Linked DNA regions of Homo sapiens: region 1 is linked to region 2. A link is a loop called in an ENCODE intact Hi-C map of the cell type or tissue named here. Cell type or tissue: endothelial cell of umbilical vein. All regions are shown on one strand.

What was found. A loop is a pair of places that touch in the nucleus more often than their neighbours do. Peaks named below come from ENCODE experiments on the same cell type or tissue, not always from the same donor. Only the 100,000 strongest peaks of a DNase experiment are listed, where the experiment ranks them.
Region 1: a loop joins it to region 2, with 8 times the contacts of the local background. A loop is called at or near these places in 2 of 110 quality-filtered maps.

The regions. Positions count from the first base shown.
Region 1 is chr12:69,868,859-69,876,858 of GRCh38, reverse strand. The region is part of intron 2 of MYRFL (myelin regulatory factor like); the gene reads right to left. Among named protein-coding and RNA genes, the nearest start is that of MYRFL, 48 kb to the right of the region's middle. RefSeq lists an enhancer at 4,886-5,055. In endothelial cell of umbilical vein, no CTCF peak of the experiment used is centred here; a DNase peak (open chromatin) is centred at 3,278; H3K27ac peaks cover 890 bases.
Region 2 is chr12:71,387,959-71,395,958 of GRCh38, reverse strand. No RefSeq gene overlaps it. Among named protein-coding and RNA genes, the nearest start is that of LGR5, 48 kb to the left of the region's middle. RefSeq lists a silencer at 3,116-3,410. In endothelial cell of umbilical vein, a CTCF peak has its summit at 3,224 (motif pointing right); a DNase peak (open chromatin) is centred at 3,208.

The sequences.
Region 1 (8,000 bases), 1.5 Mb after region 2:
CTACTGGGCTGAAAAAATAGAAGAATTCATTAAAAATCTAACCACTGAATTCTGAGTCTTTTCCTTAACTCTGTTTTGCATGTATCCAAGCAGATTTCCCACAAGTAAGAAATTGGAATAATGTTCCCAAGAAAAATGGAATGTACTCGAGGAAAACGTAGTATTTTCAAGTTACCAAGGAAATAGCCATCCCCTCCTTCATCACTCTACCAAGAAATTCATCCTTGGATGAGAACAATGGTTTGCACACAGAACTTTTTAAACACGAACAAACAATAAAGGACCAGACATTTTGAGAAAGGCTTTAACATTAAAGACAGAGAACAAAACCAGATAAATAGGGAATGCTAAAGAATCACAAAGAGCTCTTTTCGTTTTTTTTTCCCCCTTCTTATATGATGATTAAACTCCTACCAAATCTGACCCTCCCACAGAGAAACAGTACAAATGCTGGAAATACTTTAAAAACAAAAACAAAACAAAACAAAAAACACCACCTACCCAAAGACACTGGAAACTAGACAAAAGCAAGGAGATTGTGGTGGGCACTGAAACTTGGAGAAGGTACTGCCATACAGTGAGTTTCTTGTTTACAGCATTTAGTCTGAGGGCTGGTTGAAGTCAGAGCCACAGGACAGCTAACCTCCGATAGAAATCCACAGCCTTCCTGGCCTGAATAACCAGAAAACAAATTTTGGGGCAAACACAGCTGCTGAAAAGTGAAAGAGGAATCTTGGAAAAGAAAGATAAGAGCAGGGGACCCCTGGATTCTGTGTGTAACTCTGCCAAATCTATTGCTGACTCCTGATCTATCATATATGGGGCAGACTGCGCACAGCCCAACCAAAGACAACAGGACTGAACTGAAATTTGAGTTACTTCCCGAGACAAAGTTTACAATTTGAGTCTAAGCAAAGTGATTGACTACTAAAACAAAAGTATACTCTTCTGAGGGATGTAAAAGAATCCAGCCATTCACAATGTCCAGGTACAAAAACTACTCTACAACAGCAATCCCCAACCTTTTTGGCACTAGAGACTGATTTCATGGAAGAGATGGACGTAGTGGGGGCGGGGGATGGTTTCGGGATGAAACTGCTCCATCTCAGATCATCAGGCGTTAGTTAGATTTTCATAAGGCACATGCAATCTAGATCCCCCTCGCCTGTGCAGTTCACAACAGGGTTCCCGCTCCTAATGCCGCTCTAATGCCGCTGCTGATCTGACAGGAGGCAGAGCCCAGGCGGGAATGCTCTTGCAGCCAGGTTCCTATCAGGCCATGGACCCGTAGCAGTCCACCGGCAGGGGTTGGAAAAACTGCTCTCTACAAAGAACCAGAAAAATGTGGCCTAGCTTGGAGGGAGAGAACAATCTGTGAACACTAACCCAGAAATGATCCAGATACTGGATTAGCAGACAAGGATCTTTAAAGCAGCTACTATAAGAAGCTAAATGGAGCAGACAAGCACATGCTTGTGAAAAAAAATAAATAAAATCTCAGCAAAGAAATCAAAACTACAAATAAAAAAACTAAATAGAAATTCTAAGATTAGAAAAATTCCAGAAATAAAAATTTAAAAAAATTATTAGATGGGCTTAAAACAGAACTCAAAGATACATCAATAGACATCATCCCATCTAAACAACAGAGAGGAAAAAAATGAACTTTAAAAAAGAGAGAGAAAAAGAGATTTATGAACCTGCAGAGAGGATGAAACAGAAAAAAAAATTAAGATATAACAGCCAAAATCTTCCTAAATTTAGGAAAAGATATAAATGTATATATCTTTATGAAGATATATACTTCACTCTGATGTGGTAGATGTATTTATTTTGCTGAGCTTCTTAAAGATATAAATGTATATATCTTAGATATATACATTTATATCTTTAAAGATACATACATTTATATCTTTAAGAAGCTCAGCAAAATAAATACATCTACCGCATCAGAGTGGAGTAACTGTAAGCCAAAAATAAAGAGAAAGTCTTAAAAGTAGCTAAAGAAAAACAGTACCTTATGTGCAGGGTCATAGTGATTCAAATAATCACTGACTAATCAAAATCTCCAGAGGCCAGAAGACAGTACAAAAACATCTTTAAAGTGCTACAGAAAAACAAAATTGGTAAGCCAGAATTTGATATCCAATGAAAATAGTCTTCAAGAATGAAAGCAAAATAAAGATATTTTGAGATAAAAGAAAACTAAGTGAATTTGAGAATAGACATGTACAATAAGAAATGTTAAAGACAGTTATTCAGGCTAAAGGGAAATGGTTCTAGATGGAAATTTGAAACTATGAAAAGGTATGAAGAGAATAAAAATGATATATTATTGAATGTAAATTATTTTTTATCTTAATTTTTAAAAATACATCTGAAGGTGGGCACAGTGGCTCATGCCTATAATCCCAGCACTTTGGGAGGCCGAAGGAGAAGAGTTGCTTAAGACCAGGAGCTTAAGACTAGCCTGGACAACATGGGAAGACCCTGTTTCTACAAAAAATATTAAAATTAGCAGGGCGTGGTGGCATGCACCTGTGCTCCCAGCTACTCAGGAAGCTGAGGCTGAAGGATCGCTTGAGCCCAGGAGAATGAGGCTTGAGTGAGCCATGAGTTGCCACTGCTCCCTAGCCTGAGCAACAGGCTGAGAAGTTATTTCAAAAATAATAATAAAATAAAATAACAAAATAAAATACATTTGAGTGCTTAAAGTAAAAATTATGATTTTGTGAAGTTTATAATGCACATAGGTATAATACTTAGGACAGCTATAGCATAGGGGATGGGAGTTGGAGATCAATGGAACTACATTGTTGATGGTTCTACATTTTATGTAAAGTGGTACAATATTAACTCATTAACTCTAAGTAAACTGTAAAAAGTTAAATAATGCAAAGAAGTAGAACTAAAGTCAACAGATAAAATGAAATTCTAAAATTATTCAAACAATACAAAATAAACCAAGAAAGGAGTTACAGAAGAATAAGAAACAGAAGGGGCCAAAAAAAAAAAGACAGACAAATAATTAAATGTCAGACTTAACTACAGATATAGTCCTCCCTTATCCATGGTTTCACTTTCTAAGGTTTCAGTTACCCACAATCAACCTTGGTCCAAAAATATTAAATGGAAAATTCCAGAAATAAATAATTTGTAAGTTTTAAATTGCACTCCATTCTGAGTAGCATGATGAAATCATAAACCATGAATCATCCCCTTTTTCCAGTATATCCACACTGTATCCACTACCCACCCATTGTCTTAGTAGCCTAAGACAAAGACGGATTTCCTGCCACGATATCACATTGCTTGTGTTCAAGTAACCTTTATTTTACTTTATAATGGTTCCAAACACAAGACATGTAAAGTTGGCAATTTGTATATGCCCAAGAGAAGCCACAAAGTACTTCCTTTAAGTGAACATTTGAAAATTCTTGACATAGTAAGGAAAGAAAAAAAAATCGTGTGCTGAGATTGCTAGAATCTACTGCAAGCTTGTCCAACCCGCCACCCGTGGGCTGCATGCAGCCCAGGACGGATGCAGCCCAACACAAATTTGTAAACTTGTAAAAAACGTTATGAGATTTTTTTCTGATTTTTTTTTGGTTTAGCTCATCATCTATCATTAATCTTCGTGTATTTTACATGTGGCCAAAGACAATTCTTCTTCTTCCGATGTGGCCCAGGGAAGCCAACAGATTGGACACCCCTGATCTACTGTAAGAATTAATCTTCTATTCATGAAACTGTAAAGAAAGAAAAAGAAATTTGTGCATAGCATATATAGGGTTTGGTACTACCCTCAGTTTCAGGCATCCAGTAGAGGTATTGCAACATATCCTCCATGAATAAGGAGGTCTATTGTGCAATACTAATAATTACATTAGATGTTAAAAGATTAAACACTCCCATTAAAAGGCAGAAATTAGGCCAGGCACGGTAGCTCACCTAATTCCAGTGCTTTGGGACGCTGAGGCAGGAGGATTGCTTGAGGTTAGGAATTCAAGACCAGCTTCAGCAACATAGTGAGACCCTGTCTCTAAAAACAAAATGTAAAGGCCAGGCGTGGTGGCTCACACCCGTAATCCCAGCACTTTGGGAGGCCGAGGCAGGTGGATCACAAGGTCAGGAGCCTAAGACCAGCCTGGCCAACATGGTGAAACCCCATCTCTACTAAAAATACAAAAATTAGCCGGGCACAGTGGCGCACACCTGTAATCCCAGCTACTCACGAGGCTGAGGCAGGAGAATCGTATGACCTCAGGAGGCAAAGGTTGCAGTGAGCCGAGATCATGCCATCGCACTCCAGCCTAGGCAACAGAGCGAGACTCCATCTCAAAAAAAAAAAATTTTTTTTATTTAAGATTAGCCAGGTGTGGTTGTGCACACCTATAGTCCCAGCTATTCAGGAGGGTGAGGCAGGAGGATCACTTGAGCCCAGAAATTTGAGGTTACAATGAGCTGTGATCATGCCACTGCACTTCAGCCTAGGTGACAAAGTGAGACCCTGTCCCTAAGGGGGAAAAAGGGCAGAAATGATCAGAATGGATTTTTAAAAAGCAACTCTCTTTTGCCTGCAAAAACACTTGAAATATAAAGACACAGATAAGTCAAAAGTTAACCAAGAGAAAAATGTGTACAAGAAGGGTGAAGCAGTTTCATGAATAATAGCTAAAACTGACTTCAAAATAAAGAGTACCACCACAGACAAAGAGGCTCATTTCTAATAATAAAAGAGTCATTTTTTAGGAAGGCATAGGAATCATGATTGTTTATGTACTTAATAACAGAGTTTCAAAATACGCAAAGCAAAAATTAATGAAACTAAAAGATGTAGACAATTGTACAATCACATAGCTAAATATTTTAACATTCCTCTTTCATCGATGATAGAACACAATGGGGAGAACAAGTTGATAGAACCAAAAAGTCACTAAAGACATACATGGATTGAGGAGTTTATTGACGAGGAAAAGAATTGATTATTTTTAACATTGAGAAAAATTTTCAGCTCTTTTTAGAGAACTTGAGGGAACCAAAGCCAAACAAATTGTAAAAACAAGGCAATGATTCAAACAAAGCAAAAAAAAATGAAAATTATATGTGACACATCATGATAATGTAAGCCCTGGATATTGACATAACTAAAAAATTTTAGACAATTTTATGATATTGGGAAGCTGAGTGTAGAAGTGAATGTAAGATGTGATATAAGAAAATTAAATCTTCCCAGAAGATTATATTATGTTCTTCAAGTGTATACAGCAAAAAAGCAATATAAAAACATTATTTAGATATAGGGCAATAAAAATATCCAAAAAGAGGGCCAGGCGCGGTGGCCCACGCCTGTAATCCCAGCACTTTGGGAGGCCAAGGTGGGTGGATCACGAGGTCAAGAAATCAAGACCATCCCGGCTAACACGGTGAAATCCTGTCTCTACTAAAAAAAAATACAAAAATTAGCCGGGCATGGTGGTAGGTGCCTGTAGTTCCAGCTACTCGGGAGGCTGAGGCAGAATGGCGTGAACCCGGGAGGCGGAGCTTGCAGTGAGCCAAGATTGTGCCACTGCACTCCAGCCTGGGCGACAGAGCAAGACTCCATCTCAAAAAAAAAAAAAAAAAAAGAAATATCCAAAAAGAGTTGGAAAGTGGCTGCCTCTGGGGGAGCCAATTTAAAGACAGGGGTAGAGCAGGGGGATTGCTGGTAATCTCCTATTATATGCTATATACAGTATCATTTGACTTCTTAAATTCTTCACATGTATCACTCTAGGTCTATAAATTAAATTTTGTAACTGACTCTGTGATCTCATAATTCCACATTTAAGGCTCTAGGCAGTTGTTTAGTTACCCTGACACTACAGGCATCATTGAATTCAATAATGTAATAAAAACTGAAAATCACAATTAAATGATCAATCTACTAAAAAAAATATGGCTTGGCATATTGTAAACAGGAATGCAGTCTCCATCCAGCAGTCCCTTAACGAGAACCAAAAGTCCCTGCGTTGAGTGACAGGAATATGTGTTGGTGGTTTTAAGATGAAGATTTTAAAATATTAAATGCTGTCTTTAGAGTTCCTTCCCCTTCCAAAATTCACCACAGCTACTCCTTTATTTCATTGTATTTTATATGCTTCCATGCTCAATGCATTTAAATACAGTTAGAGAAATTTTGCACTTCTTTTCAGAGAATTTGAAGGGAGAATTAATGATAGCTACCTTCAAACTGACCAAATTGTTAAAACAAGAGCAATGATTAGCTCCTAGTAAAACACTTGTTTGGTATTTTTTCTTCACTTCTTAGCCCCTTTTACTCACAATCGTCATGTCAAGAATCCCAGAAATGCACATCAGACTGTGTTTCAGTCTTTGTGCGCCAAACTTGTCTATTATACCAAAAGGATTTCCATAAAGCAGACAAACACCAGAGAGCAACAGACACTATGGGTCATACCCTGAGCGGCCAACCCTGTCTCTAGCTTCAGCAGGAAAGAGTTGTAAAAATCAAGAGATTCGGGAGGCCGAGGCGGGTGGATCACCTGAGGTCAGGAGTTTAAGACCAGCCTGGCCAACATGGCAAAACCCTGTCTTCACTAAAGATACCAAAAAAAAAAAAAAAAAAAAATTAGCCAGACGTGCTTGCTTGAACCCAGGAGGCAGAGGTTGCAGTGAGCCGAGATCTCAACACTGCCCTCCAGCCTGGGCAACAGAGTGAGACTCTGTCCCAAAAAAAAAAAAAAAAAAAAAAAAAAAGGAAGAAAAATCAAGAGATTCTTAGCAGCTGATAAAAATAAAATAATTTGCCTTCTAAACTCCTTCCTCTCAGACATACAACTTGTTTTTTGTCTTTTGGAGGATGAACGGAGAAACAATCTCCCAGGGGTTGAATCTATGTGAACCAAAAGAGGGCGTACAAAATAGACTTTGCCCTCCAGCTAGTTGAGGTGATATGTACATCCATGACATATATGCTGCCCTCAATGCAGCCAGTATTTCTTTCATATTGCAACCAGGCTTACTAAGTCTTTACTGAGTGCCTACTGTGCTCATGACTCTACCAGACATTAGGCAAGACACATACACAGTGTGTCTTCATGTGAATATCTAGGTGGGATACTCACAATTGAGCCATCCAATCCTAGTTTTCTCCAATGAATCCCTCGGTGCCTTCATACAACACCAACCGCCCCTTCTCTAAAGCTCTATTGCACCTCACACTGAGCTCGGCTCAGCACAGTGCCCAATACAGAGTTGGTGCATAACAAATACGAAAGACTGTGTTAAACTACATATGACCATGAATATGCCGTATATATAAATCCATATATCAGGAGAGAGCTTTCCTGACCACCCAATCTAAAATGGTAGCCTCTCCTCCTTGCCTTACTCTTATTTGTCTTCATCTTACTGAGTGACTTTAGACTACCTGCCATTGTCTTTTTCTTCCCACCGGAGTGGCATGACAGTAATGGTGTGCCAAGGATGAGGGGATGGGAATTGCTCACCCCAGGTGCAGGCAATAAGGAAATGCATTGTCTGTAGACAATTTGAAAACAATACTAAGCCTACAAAGAGTCAGTCTGCTTTTTATTATCACCATGCATCACCAATTCTAAGAAAAATGCCTGGGTGCCCTGCCAGGGCAGACTGTACCCACCACACTGCCCTTGGGGAGCTACTGGCAGGGATTATATCTGTTTTGTTCACTGTTTTACCCCATCCTCCAACTATAAAAATGGTTGTTATTTAAAGTATTTCCTCCAATTTTTCATGTATATGATTTATCTTTCCGCATGAACTTTCACATTAAGAATATGTCTTCCTACTCTGTGTGTGAGTGTATGTGTGTGCATGTGTGTGTGCATGTGTGAGTGCATGTGTGCACGCACATGTGGGCATGTGTGAGTGCATATCTGTGTGTACGTGTGAGTACATGTGTGTGTGCGCGTGTGCGTACGTGTGTGTGAGTGCATGTGTGTGCGCGTGTGTGTGCA
Region 2 (8,000 bases):
ATAAAATAACAATTCTCGATAGTTTCCAAAAAGATGGGAATATAGGACCCATTTTTCTTGACTCCAGACTTCAAAATGTAGTATTTAAAAGAACTACCATTTCATATGTTTTATACAGGACTGGCTATTTTATGCCTTGTATTGGATGTGCTTGCAGCCAGGAAATGTTCTGTTGAGGCAATGACTCCTGGAAGAAAACATGAACGGAGTCATGAGTGTGGCAGGTGATATCCTACATTATGGAACCCAGTGGGGCAGAATGTGAGTTGTTTTCTGTAGACCTGCAAGGATATTCCCTTCTAAAGACATGCTTGTGATGGTTGAATTAGACTGTATTGTGATGCCCAAAGGCCCTAATTCAACCTTAAATTACAGTAAGACACTCATGTCACCTTATTAGATGGTTCTGAGGCTTGGGCCTGCAACAGAATCATTTCTTCAGTATTTTCTGTGTGCCATTTTTTTTTTCTTTTTTGAGACGGAATCTTGCTCTGTCCCCCAGGCTGGAGTGCAGTGGCGTGATCTCGGCTCACTGCAAGCTCTGCCTCCCGGGTTCATGCCATTCTCCTGCCTCAGCCTCCTGAGTAGCTGGGACTACAGGTGCCTGCCACCATGCCAGGCTAATTTTTTGTATTTCTAGTAGAGATGGGGTTTCACCGTGTTAGCCAGGATGGTCTCGATCTTCTGACCTCATGATCCACCCGCCTCGGCCTCCCAAAGTGCTGGGATTACAGGCGTGAGCCACCACGCCCGGCCCTGTGTGCCATATTTAACAGAAGATAGTAAGACAAGCTGATCACAGCTGACATCCTGGATACTCACCATCTTCTTGCTTCACAGCCAAACTAACTGAAAGCAAGTAGTTTTACTTAGGACCACAAATTGCCTCCACCTTTCAATCCCATAAAGCAATTTTAAATGTGGTGACAGCAAGCTGTGAGAGCTGAAGAAATTTTATAGAGGCTTGCTATAGAATTTCAGGCATTGTAGCCTGGTTATAAATAGCTGAGAGACAGTTTCTACCATTAGATCACTTTAACATCCAGCAATTGATCTGTATCTTTCAGTACTTGAAGTGAAAGAGGGAGAACCACAAATTGTGATGCGGCATCTAAGAATAGTTAATTAGTGCATGGATTATGTTTTCAAACTGGAAAACAGTGGGCAATGCTCAGAAGTTAAGAGGTGAAATATGGAGGCATTAATTCATTTCTCTGACTATAACTTATGAGTACTTAATGTGTGCTCTGCACTGTTTTAGGAGCTGGGGAAACATCAGTAAACAAAACAAGTTTGTGCCACCACAAAGCTTATCTTCTAGTGCAAGATACAAATAATAAAAAGTTAACAAATGTGTAATATAATGTAAGGTAATAATAAATGCTTTAAGAAAAAATATGCAGGATGAAGGGATAGAATGATAGGTGTTCTAATGTAGATGAAATAGAGACTGCTTCTTTGACAGGTGACAGACAGTTGAGCAGAGACCTGACTGAAGCGATAGAGCCACTTATTGGAATACTGGGAGGAGAAATCTGTTCAGCAGAGGAAACTGCATAGACAAAAACCCCTAAATTGGGAAAAAGCATGGCTTTTTCAAGTAGCAGCAAGGAGGGCAGTGTAGAGTGGGATGAACAGGACATGCAGTTGGAAAGTAGAGCCAAGGATCATATTAAGATGGGCTTGTAAACTAAGGTAACAGGTTTGGATTTTATTTTGAATGTGATAAAAAGCCACTGGAGGCTTTAAACACAGAAATAATTAAATGTAGCATTTTTTGGGCTATAACAGACGAGTGGAAGCAAAGTATTTGTTATGAGGCAGTTGTAGTAGTTAGCAAAGTGAAGGTTTATGAAGAAAAGGATCAAAGTAGTAGCTGTGTAGTTGGTGAGAAGTGATGGGATTTGGAATGTATTTTGAAGGTAAATTCAGAATTTGCTAATGGTTTGGGTATGGAATATGAAAGACATCTAAAGAGACTACAGGTTTTGGGTCTAAGCCATTGGGCCAATAGTGATGCCATTAAATTACATATCTACAGATTTAAGAAGAGATGGCAGGAGGTAAACTGGAGGGAAGGCAGAATGACAGCCAAATAACTCTTATCAGGGCTGGACTGAAAGCAGGAAGTGGGTGAAGGTAGTCTGATGGGTTGGCTATGGAGTAAGTACATTAACCCGGTTTCATCATTTGCCTACATTTTTTCACATATCAATGTCTAATTACTGATGTTTCAGTAAGATGTGAACTCGCCGATGTTTTGCTTTCACAGTGGTTCTTCCAGTATCTTTTCATTATAATCTTAGCGGTTGTGTTAATCCATTAACTGCCTACAAAAAGTGGTTAATTGTTGCCATGTCTGGAAACTATGTTGAAGAAGCAGTTGGTTTCTTGGTTCCCTCTGCACTGGAGTGTGATCTGTGGTGACTTTTATGGATTGGGAAGAAAAGTGAAATAAATCATATGATAAATGAGCATTGGACTGGGAGTTAGGCCTACTGAGTTTCAGACAATCCCAACTCTATTAACTGTGTGACCTGGGATAGGACATCGAAACTCTAAGGGCCTTGGTTTTCTCATCTACCTAGTTAGTGGCTTAGATAATCTATATAATAGAATAATCCTTAGTACACTAAACTCTAGCCTGTAGTAAGACTGCACATTCTAATCTAAAATATTTATTTATAATAGTCAGTGTATTTGTAGGATGGCAATGGCTGAAAATAATAGTAGAAAACACACATGGAAAGCAGCTTTAAAAGTGAGGATAATTTATTATAACATAAAAAAAGATTCTGAGTTAAGGTGGCTCCAGATTTGATTAATATTTATTACCTTATAGGATTATTATGAAGCTTATCCTATGAGGTAATAAAGTTATCTCCACTTTACAGATGTGTTAACTGACAAGCAAAAAGTTTAATTCATTTTTTCGGTCACGAAGCGAGTAAGAAGTACAGCAAGGTTTTATTTACATAGGCTGCCTAACTCCTAATCACGCTTTTAATTGCTAGGCTCTACCGCCTTTTTTGGCCACTAAATCAGGACACTTTTAATGACCTTGTTTTCTTTGTCTCCTGATATCAAGATAAGTGGGAAACCATTTATATACTTGAAAAATAATAATCACCAGATTAACTACCCAGTACCGGTGAGAGCTGATTCATGGTCTTACAAGAGAAAGGTTGCTATTTTTAACATGCAGTGATAGCCTTTGACCACTAGAGGACACTTTGTAGACAACATCTTTTAGGACACAGCGACTGCCTTCACTAGCCTTAGCTCTTCAGTCAGTACCATGTTTTATGCCTCAGAAAAGAGGGTCCTCTGGCTACTGCTGAAAGTCTGCGTCATAAGCTCCTCGTGGCCATTTGGGGGTTCTAGCTTTGTCTCAGAGTGGCTCCCACGTTGGAGCTATCTTCCAAATTCTGTAAGTAATATAGGCTAGGTATTATACTTTCTACTTATGCTAAATGTACTCAGCTCTCCATTGGCACATCTGTTTCAGGTAAACACCTATGTTTAAATTAAATTTAATTAAATTATTATTTTTATGCAATATTCCTATGATCCTGCTCTTGAGTTATCATAATCATTTAACTATTAGAAAAAAATTCTAGGATTGGCTAATGTTTTTTGTAAGTCTAGGCTTGTCCATGTTGATATCACCTGATAAACATTTTTTTGGGTGAGGGTACAGGGTCTTGCTCTGTCATCCAGACTGGAGTGCAGTGGCATGATCACAGCTCACTGCAGCCTTGACCTCTCTGGCTCAGGTCATCCTCCCACCTCAGCTCCCTAAGTAGCTGGGACTACAGGTGCATGCCACCATGCCCGGCTAATTAAAAAAAAAATATTTTTTGTAGAGACAGGGTCTCACTATGTTTCTCACTATGGGTCAAACTCCTGGGCTTATGCAATCCTCCCGCCTTGGCCTCCCAAAGTGCTGAGATTATAGGCATGAGCCACCGTGCCTGGCCAAGTCGGTACACTTTCTAAAAGCAGATCTTTCTCTCTCTCTCTCTCTTTTTTTTCAATGAAGTCTCCAACATATATGGGTACTTACAATGCCACCCAGTGATGAAGTTGATTAATATTTGTAGTTGTAATTAAACTAGACAAATCAGAAACACAAAGTTTTTTCCAAATAATAGACTTAAGTCCATTTCTAGGTTCACAAATATACTTGTCATATTAATAGGGTAGTAGTGAAAGACAGAGTGACCATAAAACTCTTGGTGGTGCCTTCCAGTTCATCGAGATGTGTGGTTCCCTGAGGGTTTCAGGTATTTATACTAGTACTAACCTTAGTTTTTAAAATAATTTATCTAATTTTAAGCTCCTATTGTTAAACATTTTTGAAATCATAGTTTCGTATATAGAGTTCTTGAAGAATGGTATCTATGAAATAATTGAGATAACTTGTGATAATAATACCACAGTTTTTAATATATTTATAATTTATAACATCTACAGAAACCTATTGCAGTAGTTTTTACTATTTATTTATTTATTTTAAATCTTGAGACAGAGTCTCACTCTGTCACCCAGGCTGGAGTGCAGTGGCATGATTTTGGCTCATAGCAACCTCTGCCTCCCGGGCTCAAGCGATCCTCCCACCTCAGTCTCCTGAGTAGCTGAGACTACAGGCTCATGGCACCATGCCCCATTAATTTTTGTAGAGACAGGTTCTCACTATGTTGCCCAGGCTGGTCTCGAACTCCTGTGCTCAAGTGATCCACCTGCTTTGGCCTCCCAAAGTGCTGGGATCACAGGTGTGAGCAACTACACCTGGCCTGCAGTAGATCCCTTTTTCATTTAAATTCAGGCATTAAATGGGATATTATTATAACTTAATTCTTAAGTCTCTCTTTTTTTTTTTAAGAGAAGCCCAAACCTTCGATTATACCTATTTATGACCTCTTATTAATGACTTTGCAAGTCACCTTGTGTCTTCCTTCCACCAGATTCTTTCCTTAATGATTGTTGGTTTAAAGTAAACATGAGCATTTGGGGAAGCTTCCTGTTGTAAATCCTTCACTTTTGCAGTTGTTCAGTAGGACAGTAGGCTTGCTATTGGTGGAAGAGCACACCTAGGCACAATGTAGGGTAATGTAATGTCGCCCACAGTGAGGCACAGGAGCATAAAGGGATGGAAAATGATTCTTCAGTCTGTTTGACAGGCTTTTAGGCTTTAAAAAGCATTAAATCAGACAGTGGGTAAATCATTCTTTTGAATATATATAAAGAAGTTTGCTGCACATTTTAGAGTCAAACCATTATAGAAGTGAGGGCATGAAACGGCAAGTATAGTGATTTTCTGCTTTGTTCACAGAGGTATACTGCTTGCATCCACCCAAAAGAAGAAATGAATTTATCATTCCATGCAATAAACTGCAAACTCTTTATAGAGTGGAATTAATTATAAAGTGACTTAATTAAAATGCCACATTGATATGGTTTGGCTGTGTCTCCACCCAAATCTCATCTTGAATTGTAACTTCCACAATTCCCACGTGTCATGGGAGGAACCTGGTGGGAGGTGATTGAATTATAGGGGTGGGTCTTTCCTGTGCTGTTCTCATGATAGTGAATGAGTCTCACAAGATTGGATGGTTTTAAATATGGGAGTTTCCCTGCACAAGCTCTCTCTTAGCCTGCCACCATCCATGTAAGACATGACTTGCTTCTCCTTGCCTTTCACCATGATTGTGTGGCCTCCCCAGCCATGTGGAACTGTAAGTCCATTAAACCTCTTTCTTTTGTAAATTGCCCAGTCTCTGGTATGTCTTTATCAGCAGCATGAGAACAGACGAATACAGCCATTAAGTAGGGTGTTAAGACCATCCGATGGGAAAAGGTCAGTTTTATTAACAAAAGTGTTGAAAAAATTGGGTATCTACATGAAAAATAATAAACATGGACTTTTACCTTACACTATATATATAAAAATTAACTCGAAATGGATCAGAGACTAAACATAACAGCTAAAACTATGAAATTCTTAGAAAAAAAATAGAGAAATATTTATGATATTGGGTTTGGCAATTATTTATTGGATATGACACTAAAGTCACAGGCAATAAAAGAAAAAATTAGTTGGATTTTATTAAAATAAGAAACTTTTGAGCATCAAAGGACACTATCAATGGAGTGAAAAGTCAACCCAAAGAATAGGAGAAAATATTTACAAATCATCCATCTAATAAGGAATTAATATCCAGAATATATTAACTCCTTAAATTAACAACAGAAAAAAAAACAGGTTAAAAAATGGGAAAAGGACTTTGCTCCAAAGAAAATATACAAAGGGTCAATAAGTACATGAAAAGATGTTTAACATCACTGATCATTAGGTGAATGCAAGTCAAAACCACAGTAAGACATCATTTCATTTCCATTAGGATGGCTATTATAAAAAAACAAACAAACAAACAAATCACAGCACAAAAAAATGCATGATGAGAATATGGAGAAATTGGAATCATTGTGTATTGCTGATAGGAATGCTGAATGGCACAGTTGCTATTGAAAACAATATGAAAATTCTTCAAAAAATTAAACATATAATTACCATATGATCCTGAAATTTCACTTCTAGGAATTTACCCAAAAGAAATGAAAGCAGGGACTGGAATAGATATTTGTACTTGCATCTTCATAGCAGCATTATTAACAATAGCCAAAAGGTGGAAGCATCCCAAGTGTCCATTCATGGATAAATGGATAAAGAAATTGTGATATATACATCCAATAGAATATTATTCAGCCTTAAAAAGAAAGGCACTTCTGACAACACGCTACAACATGGATGGACCTTGAAGACATTGTGCTAACTGAAATAAGCCAGTCACAAAAGGACACATATTGTATGATCTACTTATGTGAGGGTACCTAGAGTAGTCAAATTCATAAAGACAGAAAGTAGAATAGTGGCTGTCAGGGGCTGAGGAGAGTAGGGAATGGGGAGTTAGTGCTTAATGGGTCCAAAATTTCAGCCTGGGAAGATGAAAAGTTCTGGAGATGATAGGTAGTGGTGATAGTTATACAATAATGTGAATGTCACTGAACTGTATGCTTAAAAATGGTTAAGATGGTAAATTTTGTGTTATGCATATTTTACTACAATAAAAACATTAAAAAATGCCATAAGTACATGTTTAGTGCCTGCTCCATTTTTAGTCCTGAGCTGGGGGTAAAAAGACATTTTCATAGGCCATGCAAGATCCAGCTCTGCCCTCAAGGAGCTTAGTGAAAGTTCCTATATCTGTGTCATAGTTGCTAAAGGTAATTCTGTCAACTTCATTTATGTCACAATCATTTACGGGGTGCTTGAGTGCCTGCTATGATCCAGGTGATATTTTGGCTGTGAGATAGTTTTGATTCTTGTGGGAGAAGAGAGAGAATCAACAAAATAAGAAAAATAGAGTATGTTGAGAGATAATTAGGGCCATGAAAAATAAAGAAAAGTAAAGCTGGAAAGGAGATTAAAGAGTGCTAGGGGTTGGAGTTGGGAACATTCAGTTCTAAATAAGAAGGCAAAAGAAAATCTTATTTAGAAAATAATATTTGAGGAAAGACATGGAGGAGCTGAGAAAGACAGACAGGAATATCTGAGAGAGGCTGAGCATGGTGGCTCACGCCTGTAATCCCAGCACTTTGGGGGGCCGAGGTGGGCTGATCACTTGAGGTCTGGAGTTCGAGACCAGCCTGGCCAACATGGTGAAACCCTGTCTCTAGTAAAAATACGAAATTTAGTTGAGCTTGATGGCGAGTGCCTGTAATCCCAGCTACTTGGGAGGCCAAGGCGGGAGGATCGCTTGAGGCCAGGAGTTTCAGACCAGCCTGGCCAACATGATGAAACCTCGTCTCTACTAAAAACACAAAAAGTAGCAGGATGTGATGGCCCCACCTGTAGTCCCAGATACTCGGGAGGCTCAGGTAGGAAAATCTCTTGAACCTGGGAGGTAGGGGTTGCAGTGAGCTGAGATGGCACCACT